2 separate regions of the Homo sapiens genome follow, and region 1 is linked to region 2. Evidence: chromatin loops called from intact Hi-C (ENCODE). Cell type or tissue: IMR-90. All regions are shown on one strand. Region 1 holds the start of LOC124903744 (a long non-coding RNA gene). Region 2 has its middle 120 kb from the start of LINC01082.

What was found. Peaks named below come from ENCODE experiments on the same cell type or tissue, not always from the same donor. Only the 100,000 strongest peaks of a DNase experiment are listed, where the experiment ranks them.
Region 1: a loop joins it to region 2, with 4 times the contacts of the local background. A loop is called at or near these places in 3 of 110 quality-filtered maps.

The regions. Positions count from the first base shown.
Region 1 is chr16:86,222,398-86,227,397 of GRCh38, forward strand. LINC01081 (long intergenic non-protein coding RNA 1081) reads right to left here. Exons shown (of 6, transcript NR_104139.1): 4 at 4,243-4,380; 5 at 3,450-3,565; 6 at 3,183-3,270. LOC124903744 (a long non-coding RNA gene) reads right to left here and starts at 675. Exons shown (of 3, transcript XR_007065165.1): 1 at 537-675; 2 at 120-460. In IMR-90, CTCF peaks have their summits at 297 and 1,934; DNase peaks (open chromatin) are centred at 364 and 784; H3K4me3 peaks cover 689 bases; H3K27ac peaks cover 2,630 bases.
Region 2 is chr16:86,070,567-86,075,566 of GRCh38, forward strand. No RefSeq gene overlaps it. Among named protein-coding and RNA genes, the nearest start is that of LINC01082, 120 kb to the right of the region's middle. RefSeq lists an enhancer at 3,810-4,578. In IMR-90, a CTCF peak has its summit at 2,443 (motif pointing right); DNase peaks (open chromatin) are centred at 2,455, 4,325 and 4,635; H3K27ac peaks cover 1,381 bases.

The DNA.
Region 1 (5,000 bases), 150 kb after region 2:
AAATTTAATTATCAACAAATGACATGTGACATGTGGATACCTTTATACGAGAGAGAGAGAGAGAGAGAGAGAGAGAGAGGAAGAAACTGAGACAAACCAAAATAGTATTTTGAACTCACTGAGAATGAAAAAAAACATCATGAGCCAATGTGATAACTTATCAGGTGGAGAAGGATTTACAAGTGATCAAGATTTTTGCAGACAGGTCGCAGTCATGCGCTGTTTCTGTTCCCGGAGGGCAGTCTCCTTCTGGAACCTTCGCAGCTAGCTTCTCAGGCAGGAGGCATGGCGGCTGAAGTCGGGGCTGCTGGTCTCCCCCTGCAGGGATTTGAATCCCAGTCCCTCCTCTCACGAGCTGCGTCAGCTTGGAGAAGTTACTTAGCTTTTCCGAGCCTTCGCTTCTTCATCTGGGAGGGTTGCTGCTTCCTGCTTCTCGGCTTTGTGGGGAGGATTCTGTGAGCTAAAATACATGGCACGTTTAGAACACCTGGCACCTGGCGGTCCTTAAATGCTGTCTTTTGCTATTAATCACATACCTCCCTATCTCTGCTTTTAAAAAAATTGAATAGAAGAAGCCAAACGTGCAAGGTTAAGAGCTTTTCATCCTCAAGGAAAAAACTTCATCTCTCCCTGCAGCTTCTCTGTCCTCCCCACCCTGCAAAAAGCCGGGGAAATGAATCAGCCTCCAGCCTCTTGCTTTTTCTAATTCTTTGATTACTGCATGATTGCAGCATCCACTCAGTCTGGGGCTAAAAAATCGAAAGAAAACAAAAATTCTTGAGCCATTTCCAGATACCGAATCTGACTCAGTGTTGGCAAAACCTACAAAATGAGTGACCAAGAAGGATAAACAAGTTTAGGTAAACACTCTATAGACTGATTCATGATTTAAGTACATCAGTTAGCATTTAGCTTCATTTACCATCGTGTTTTAATGTCATTAAGAATGTAACTTCTTAGAAAAACTAAGAGAGTCTGTTTTTAGCCCAGACATGCAATTAAGGGAATTAGTAACGTGATACATCATCCTCAGGAACTCTGATATAGTAAGAAATCTCGTGCAACCCTTTATAAAGACGTTCTTACAACCGACGCCAGAGTTCACGGAGTTTCAATGTGAGGGCAGCAGGGAGCAGGAAAAAAAAAGGAAAAAGAAAAAGAATGAAATTACTGTCTTGCTCTGAACAGCAGTAAGAAAGGGTCTGGAATCGTGTGCAGATATTAAATAGCATAAAATAGGGGTCCATTCTGGAGAATTAAGTCATTTTCTGTCTGGAACACAACTGTGTTCAAGCCTCCCTGGCTCCATCTTTGCAGAGGTTCATGTGTGTGAGACTGGGCTGGAGTTGGGAAAGCAGAGAAAGGATTTTTTTTTCTTTCCTTTTAGGGATTTTGACAGAGAATTCGTTTTCTGACAAGCTTTGGGAGTTTAGTTACAATTTCTGGGAGCTTGGGATCATCGAGGTCAGGGCTTCTCCACCTGGGCACTGCTGATGGAGAATCTGGGCTGTCCTGTGCGCTGCAGGATGTTGGGCAGCATCCCTGGCCTCCACTCACCAGGTGCCAGTAGCACCCCCCTCATGGTGATGACACCACTGAATGTCCCTGGGGGCAAAATCACCCTTTAGTGAGAACCACAGCTCTTGATGAATCTGTGTGTTTCGCAGATGAGGAAACTGAGTTTCAGAGAGGGTAAGCTCGAGTGAGACCCAGGAGCAAAGTACAGGGGAGGAGGTGGCACGGAGCAGTGGCAAATCAGGGTGTCAGGACCAAAGCCCAGACCCTCCACTCCATTCCTGGGCAATCAGGTTGCAATTCTCAGTCTCCCTAAGGAGCCTGTCCTTTTGGACCCAACCAGGAGAGTCACAGGCCCTGCCCTGGGGGAAGGAAAAGGATGCAATGACTTTCTGCATGTGGGACACCTTCAGGACACCCTGCACACTGCACATTGTGGGCACACAACAAATGTGACCCATTTCTCTGAACAGAAAGCCATGGGGCGGGGATGTTGAAGGCACTGATTTCAGAGTCCAACGTCTGTGTTCAAGGCCTTTCTCGGGTCTAGCCCGGAAAGATTAACAGGAGTGTTCTACAACTCAGTTCCTCATCTCCAAAATGGGGGTGTCTGTCACAGCAGTACCCCTCTCACGGTTCTCCTTCGGGAGACTCAAACAAAATAATGCACTTAAAACTCTCAGCTCAGTGCTCTACACATGGTCAGGGTCAAATGTATTTAGCTCTTATGACTGTTATTGTTGCTGTTACCATTGGTGTTGCTGTTGTTGGTGATGGTGATGGTGTTGGTGTGTTAGTGTTGTTGGTACTGTTGGTGTGTTGGTAGTGATGGTGATGGTGTTGGTGTTGCTGTTGTTTTTGGTAGTGACGGTGTTGCTGTTGGTGATGATAGTGTTGTTGTGCTGGTGTTGGTGCTGGTGATGTTATTGGTAGTGATGGTGTTGTTGGTGTTGAGGGTGATGGTGTTATTGGTGTTGGTGATGGTGTTGTATTGGTGTTGATGATGGCAATGTTGGTGATGATGATGTTGATATTAATGATGTTGATATTATTGTAGTTAGTAGTGATAAAGTTGTTGGTGTTGGTGGTGATGGTGTTGTTATTGGTGTTGTTGATGATGATGATGTTGGTGGTGGTGGTAATGGTGGTAAGGATAAAGGGCAGGGGAGGGGAATGCAGACCTGATGCTAGGGCCAATCGCATTTGAAGGTGGCTCAGCCTCTGGTCTGACCAAGGGTCACTCCCTTTCATCCTCTCTGACCTTTAGAGCTTACAGCACCCCACCTCATTCCCACTACCTGCCTCTCTCTTTCTCCTTAAAGCCTTCCCTGGACCTTCCAGCCCTCACCTTCCTTCAGCCTCTGAATCCCTGAGTGGTAAGAACTCCTCACACAATTGCACATCACCTCTTTTTCCTCTTACTCCACTCTTGTCAGCAGTGGGACCTCAGAGTGCCAGCCAGAGCAGACACAGGGGCTTTGGGGCAGCTGATGGAGTGGCCTTAACTCAGTCTCTTAACTTTTTTGATCTCGATTTCCTCCCCTGTGCAGAAAGGTGATAAGGAGACTTTCTCCATGGGGCTGAGAGCCAAGAATCCCTACTTGGAGCAAAGTCTGTCATCTTAGTTGTTTGTAACTCCAACTCCCAGGACCCAGCACCATATGGAGCACATGGTAAGGGCCCAATAAATGTTGGACATAAGGAATATAAGAGAATGAAAGGCTGGGTCTGTATTTCTGGGTGGTCTCTTCATTTCTTTCCAGAGAGAGAGAAAAAGAGAGAGAGATTGTTGTGTGGATTTTATGTGAACACAGCAAAGATTACTTTCTGTGAGGAGGTGAGGGTCATCCACCCACCCACCACCACCCATTCACCCATTTATTCATCCACCCTTCCACCCATTTGTCCATCCATCCATCCATTCATCCACCCACCTGTTCGTTGAAATCATATTCCCATCAGGTGCCAGGCACTGGCTAGTCTGGCTTTGAGGATTCAGCAGTATTTCAGCACCTGCTATCTCAGAACCAAGGTTGGCCCAGAGGAGACCCTGTGGAATGTTTGTTGAATGAATGAGTAATTTTTCTTCTGAAACCAAAATGGAATGCTTTTATATTTTGAATGAGTAATTCTTTGAGTAAATGAATGGATTGGTGAAACAATAAGTGGTGTTGGGATAGACTAGTTCCAGGAATCCAACTCCATTATCATCTCAGGCCTCTGATATCTTGGCTCTTTGGCTCTGTCTGTGATTGCTTGGCAGCTTCAGCACTTGTCAGTCTCTCCCAGGAGGAGGGCAAGCCCTGGGGCTGGCGGGTTGAGAGGTGTCTTCCCAGGGCACATGGTGCTGCTCAGTGACTGGGGACTGTGCTCTTTCTACACCTTGTGGGCCCTTCTCCAAAGGACCCACCCCCCAAGGGGACCCTTGTCCATGAGTTGCTTCCTCTTCTCCAGCCGAACCAGTTGGTTTCTAGCCCACCTCCGGCCATCAGTGCAGAGCAGGGCTTTAGGGAGTTGGGGCACCCACCCTCAGTATTCCACTCTCTTCTGCATGAGGTAAATCTCCAGTCATCAGAAGAAACAATAAGATGAAAAGCTGACCACATTGTAATGCTCATTAGCACAAAAACCCACAGCTGCACTTGATATTGGGGGTGGTAGGGGGGAAGGCCAGGAGGGGAGGCAAGGGGGTCCTGTGGATTGCCCACCTGTAGCCTGTGAACTCACCAAGTGCATTGAAAGGGGAGCCTCGTTTGTTAAGTAGATGATGATCAATGCCACATCTGATGCCCGATTGGAATGGGACAGGCCTGGAAAGGGCCTGATTGGGATGAGCAGTGTCTAGGGTTCCGTCTCCACCTGCACCTGCAATGGGGTAGGGATGGAAAGGGGTGGGCACACTCTAGGCATGTTTGGCTCTATCTGTAGTGGGTGACCCAGCCTTCCCATCATGCCACCCTTTCTCACCACTCCTGTAGGAGCCCAGACTCCCTGCTTTCGAATCTCAGCTCCTTTACTGCTTAGCTGCAGGCAGGTGAGGCCCAGATCCCAGGAGAGGGATTAGACCCAAGCTGTTTGCTGTGTCCACCTGATAATTATGGTAACATATTTTGAGCGCTCACCTTGGTCCAATGCCAGGTGAAGCACTTTGAATGGTTGACTTCCCAAAACCTCGCGGGGTGGGCGTCATCGCCATTGTCATTTTGTACCTTGAGCTCCCAAGGCTCAGCAAGATCCAAGCAACTTGACCTCTCACACGGCAGGGCCAGGACTCCACCCTGGTCTGACCCTGAGCATCTCTGAGCACTTGGAAGGGGTCCACAGCACCCGGGAGTGGCCGGTGCTGTGGAGCTGAAGTTGATGAGCTTGTGAAATGCTGAAGCCTCCCTGGGCCTGGGGTGGGTGGCCCAGCCACCTATCCTGCAGATGGAGAGCTGGGTCGTGCCTGTGGGCAGGGGGACCTCAGCCAGATGACCTATGTGCTA
Region 2 (5,000 bases):
ATTCTGCAATTTGGGTAGGGTTTGGAGGGATGGTGTGTTACAGCTCCACTTGGCCTCAGCTGAGGCTGGGGCTGGGCGGGGACTCAGCCGAGGCTGTCAGCTGGAGCGGGCGGGCTCAGTTCTTCTGCACATGGCCTCTCCACATGCCCAGGTTGGGCCTCCTCAAAGTATGGGGACCTTGGGGACTGGCAGACAAGGCATGACTTCCACCACACTCCCCCCGTGAGTAGCAGTTCACAGGCAGCCCAGGTCCAAGGGGAGGGACCTATGTGACCTTGGGCAAGCTGCTGAACCTCTGATTCTCAGCTTCTCATCCAGTTTCCTGCCTAGCTACAGCTGCATTCTTAGTGCCTAGAACCAGGCTCCACAGATAATAGGTGCCCAATAAAGAGACGGTGCAGAGCAATGGAATGGGCAAACCAGGTCATTCTTTAACTGTGCGGGCTGCATAGGATCACTGCAAGGATTCAGTGTAGGGAAGCGTATAAAGTGCTTAGTACTTCAGTACCTGGCCAAAGCACAGTGCCCGGTCAAGGTTAGTGCTTGTTTCTCAAAAGCACCCAGCCATGTGAGGCACAGCACCTGTGACAGGTGGCGAGGCGAGCCTTGCTGTAGGTCGCCCTAGATACCTGGTCAGGGGTAAGGTGGGTGCTGCTCCCCTTTTTTGCAGCCTGGGCCATTTGTTCAGAACCCAGAGGTGGGGCCAGGTCTGAGTCAGTCTTCTCTCTTTCCTCTGGGCCATAACAGGAGGGGGCAGCTCTGGAGAGCAATGGCAGCCAGGCAAGTGGGGAAACGGCTGATGCCCAGAAGGCAGATCTTCCTGCTTTGTGAAAGCAGGAGCTGAGAGAATTCCTTGTCCTTCAGCACAGAGCCACCAACCTCGGACACCTTCCCCCATGGTCCCCGCTGGGAGCAGCTGCCCATTTGGTGTAGAGTCAAATCACTGCTCAGGGGCCTTGACCAGTTCATTAGCCTCATCTGTGAAATGGGAGGAGAGAGAGTTCTCACTGTGGGGGCTGCTGCGTGGGTGCGGTCATGCATGCGAGTGTCCTGTGGCCCTTGTAACAAATGACCCTAAACTTGGTGCTTAAAACAGCAAGAATTTATTATTTCACAGGCCTGGAGGCCGGACGTCTGAAAACCAGGTGTCTGCTGGGTGGTGCTTGCTCCGAAGGCCCTGGGGGCGGCTCCTTCCTCCCTCTTCCAGCTCCAGGTGCCTGATGGCTTCCTCAGTGCTCCTTAGCTGGTGACAGCACTGCCCAGCCTCTGCTTCCGCCGTTACCTCGCCTTCTCTGTGTGTGTATGTGTTTCTCTATGGACTTCCTGTAAGGACACCAGTCTCAGATTTAGGGCCCAGCCTCCTCCACTATGACCTCCTCTTAACTAATTACATCCGCAGTCGTGGCCCTAGCTCCCCAAAAGGCTGCATTCTGATGTTCCAGATGGACACACATTTGGAGGGACACCATTCAACCCAGCACAAAGGGCTGCTCGGCTGGTCAGGGCTCCCCAGTCAGACCTGCTGTCGCCACTGCTATGATTAAAGCTGGGGAAGCTGGACTTCACTAGATGATCTCCCAGGTCCTCCTGGTTCCCGGAAGCTCTGGGATTCCTGTTTGTATTCTTGCCCCACCCTAGCCTCCCACTGTGGTCCCATCCTCAAGGAGTCCCTCAATTCACAAAAGCCAGAGCATCACCCGGAGATGGAGTGATTCTCTCCAATATTTACTGGGACCTAACTCTGATTTAAATGTCCACGGGGGCTGTTGAGATGGCCCCTGACCATCTCTCTCCCCGCTTCCCCTCTGTCCCTCTGTCCCAGACATGTTGGCCCTCTCTTACACTCCTTTCAACCAGTCAAAAACACCCCATCCTCCAAGCGTTTGCACCGGCTGTTTCCTCTGCCAGGAGCACTCTTCCCCCAGACCGCCAGGTGACTCCCGCTCTCCCTGCATTCAGATCTTGGCTCAGAGTTGCCTGCCTGCCCCCCTGCCCCCACCACACAGCATCAGCCATCACCCCGACCACTCCGTACCTGCCTCAGAGATTTATTTTTCGCAGCATTTACAACCACCTGGCTTTTTTGTTAATTGCTTTGTTAATTTGCTGATCGTCTGTGGCCCCAACTAGAACAGGCAGCCTCCACGGGGCGGGGTTTACTCCGTCCAGGCCACAGCTGCATACCCCGTGCCTAGAACAGGGCTCAGCAGACAGCAGTGGCCCAATAAAGGCGCGATTATAGTTTAAAAGCAGTTCTGGGTTCTGGGTAGCTGTTAGTTTTTCAGAAAATACAAATCCAGCTGCTATAAAAAGCACAAATCCTATCACGCTGGATCTGAACTGGATCTGAAATAATATTGGGGATCGCCAAGGGGCTCAGATATTTCTTTAAGTCGCCCGTGAGCAAGAACCATCAACTTGGCCACATCCTCGTTTGTCCAGCAGAGGGCAGCTGATTCCCAGCCGCTTGGAATTGCTCTGCCCAGAAGGGCTCACTTTTTTTTTCCTCTTTGAAATTCTGAAATTGATGGGAGATTCAAAAAAAAAAAAAAAAAAAAAAAATCCCACAGTCCGTGTGAGTGGGGGAAAAAATCACTTGATTTGATGCACAGGCAATTGGGCAATTGTTTCCTTCTAGGTTTCAAAAAACCTTCTCTCTTTCCAGAATTTTGAAGGACTTGCGGGGGGCGTGGGTTAGATTTTTGATGAGCTCAGGAATGGACCTCGGTTTCTACAGGTGTTTGAAGGTCTGATGGATCAGGTGCAGCCCAGCAATGCCTGCAGGTGTCATGGTCACGGAATCTGTGGGAGCAGACCTGCCCTGGAGACACCTGCAGTGAGCCTGGGAGTCACCCCGCTTGCGGAGGGCGGGGAAGGGGGGCACGCAGGAAGCCTGTGCTGTGGGTCTGGTCTGGTCCTAATTAGCTGTGAGACCTTGGGCAAATCACTTAACCTCTCTGGTCCGTTTACTCTTCCGTTAAATGGGATGCCATATTAACTCCTCTTGAAGTTCCTTTTAGCACAAAAGTCCAGAGTCAAAGGAGAGGGGAAGGCTCCTAGCCTGGGTGCCTCGGGCAGTACAAGCCTCTGAAAGCTTAATTATGTCGGATATCGTGGACCTAGGCGGATCTGCAGTTCACCTTTATCTCTGGGTGTGGAGCGGAACTGAGGCTGATTCTTGGCGCTACCACTAACTGGACATGTGATCTGAGGTCAGTTTGTGTCTCTGAGCCTCAGTTTACCCAGCTACAGGCTGAGGACATAGTCCACCTTTGCAGAGGTGTGAGTTTTCAATGTGATAACAGACAAGGGTGGACTCTCTCCTCTCACTCGAGAGCCCCCCTCCCACCCTGGCTGCCCCTGCTTGCCCAGGACTGTCCAGGGTTCCCTGACATGCGGCCCCACAGGTCTGGGTGTGGTCCTAGGGGCTGATGTCTCTCCTCTTCCCCACTTATCAGAATGCCCCCAGCCTGGCCTCTTCCACCTGAGTCCTGTTCTCTGCCTTAATCCAGTGAGTTCATTTCTCCTCTGACAGCCCCTTGAAAAGGTCAGTGGGGTTCCAGGGAGAGAGTTTGGGGAATTATCTCGGCGTCCACCCTGTGTCTGTAGGTCCCTCCTGGGGTACAGTGGATCTGCTAGTGCTTATGTGAGTGAGTGAGTGTGTATGAGTGTATGAGTGTGCAAGTGTGTGTAGGTGTGTATAAGTGTGTGCAAGGATGAGTGTGTATAAGTGTGCAAGCATGTGCGAGTGTGTGTATATGAGTATGCAAGTGTGAGCGAGTGTGTGTGCGAGTGAGTCTGCGAGTGTGTGAGTGAGTGTGAGTGGGATGAGGGGCAGACAGTGGAGAAAAACACAAATCTTTTCTTTTACTGGAGTGAAATTAACATAACATACAATTAACCATTTAAAGCGTGCAACCCAGTCAACACTCTTTTATCAAAGAGAATTTACAATAGCAGGAAAGCACTGAGAGGCCACCATCGGCCAGGCCCCTGCCAGAAGCTTCGCCACACAGTGTCATTTCGTCCTTACTACCTGACTCCAGGAGGAAGGGCGTCAGTGGGTGAGGAATCTAATGCTCAGAGAGGCTGAGCAACTTTCCCAAGAACACCCATCCAGGACGTGGCGGAGCAAGAATCAAGCCTGGGGTGCTGGAGGTGACTGGGGACACCTGCCTGGCTATGGTTCTGACCCGACTCAGGGGACTTGGGAAGGGTGGTGGGCAGGCATGGGCGGGGACGGTGGGCAGGGCAGCAGTAGCCCCAGTGAAGTCACTTGACCTCCTCATCCCTTCATTTCCTGCTCTGCCAGAGAGGAAATGTTTATACAGCGGCCCCACACAGACGCTCCACAGGCCTGGGGTTGCAGTCATTAGCTGAACAATGAGGGCCCGGCCTGTCCCTGGCCCCAGAGATGGCCTGGGGTCAGGCAGCCGGGCCTGGCTCCTCCTCCACGAATTTGCCTTGTGATCCCACCCTGGGCCTGTTTCTCCATCTGGGAGAGGCAGAGGCTGAGGGTGCTGGCCTTTGGGACTCCTCTGAGGCCCCCGGCTGGGTGATCCGTCTGGTGGTGACATGTGGGGAGGAGAGTGGTCACGAAAGGGGGATATGTCAGCAGAGAACTCTCCCCCAGATCCTTATCTCGCACGGTTTAATCATGCGGGTTTCTGATTCAGCTCAACATTTCAACAGCCGCCTAAGAAGTCTCTTCCGAGTGGCTGGCTTGGTCTTCCATTAGTTGGTGCACTGATGAATGAACCAAGCAAAGGTTTATCCTGCACCTATGGCCAGCTGGCCGTGGGCACCTGTGTGCATGTGCGGAGCTGTCCTTAGTGGGTGGCTGTCTGGCCAGGAGCTGTGTTTCCCAGGTGTCTTTGCATCTGGGTGGGAACAGGCCACTGGTTCTTGCTGAGAGAATGGGTGAGAAGAAGGTGGTTGCTGCTGCTCACCAAGGAAGTGTGTTGTATTCACCACAACTCTCTGTCTTTTCCCCTCTCCTG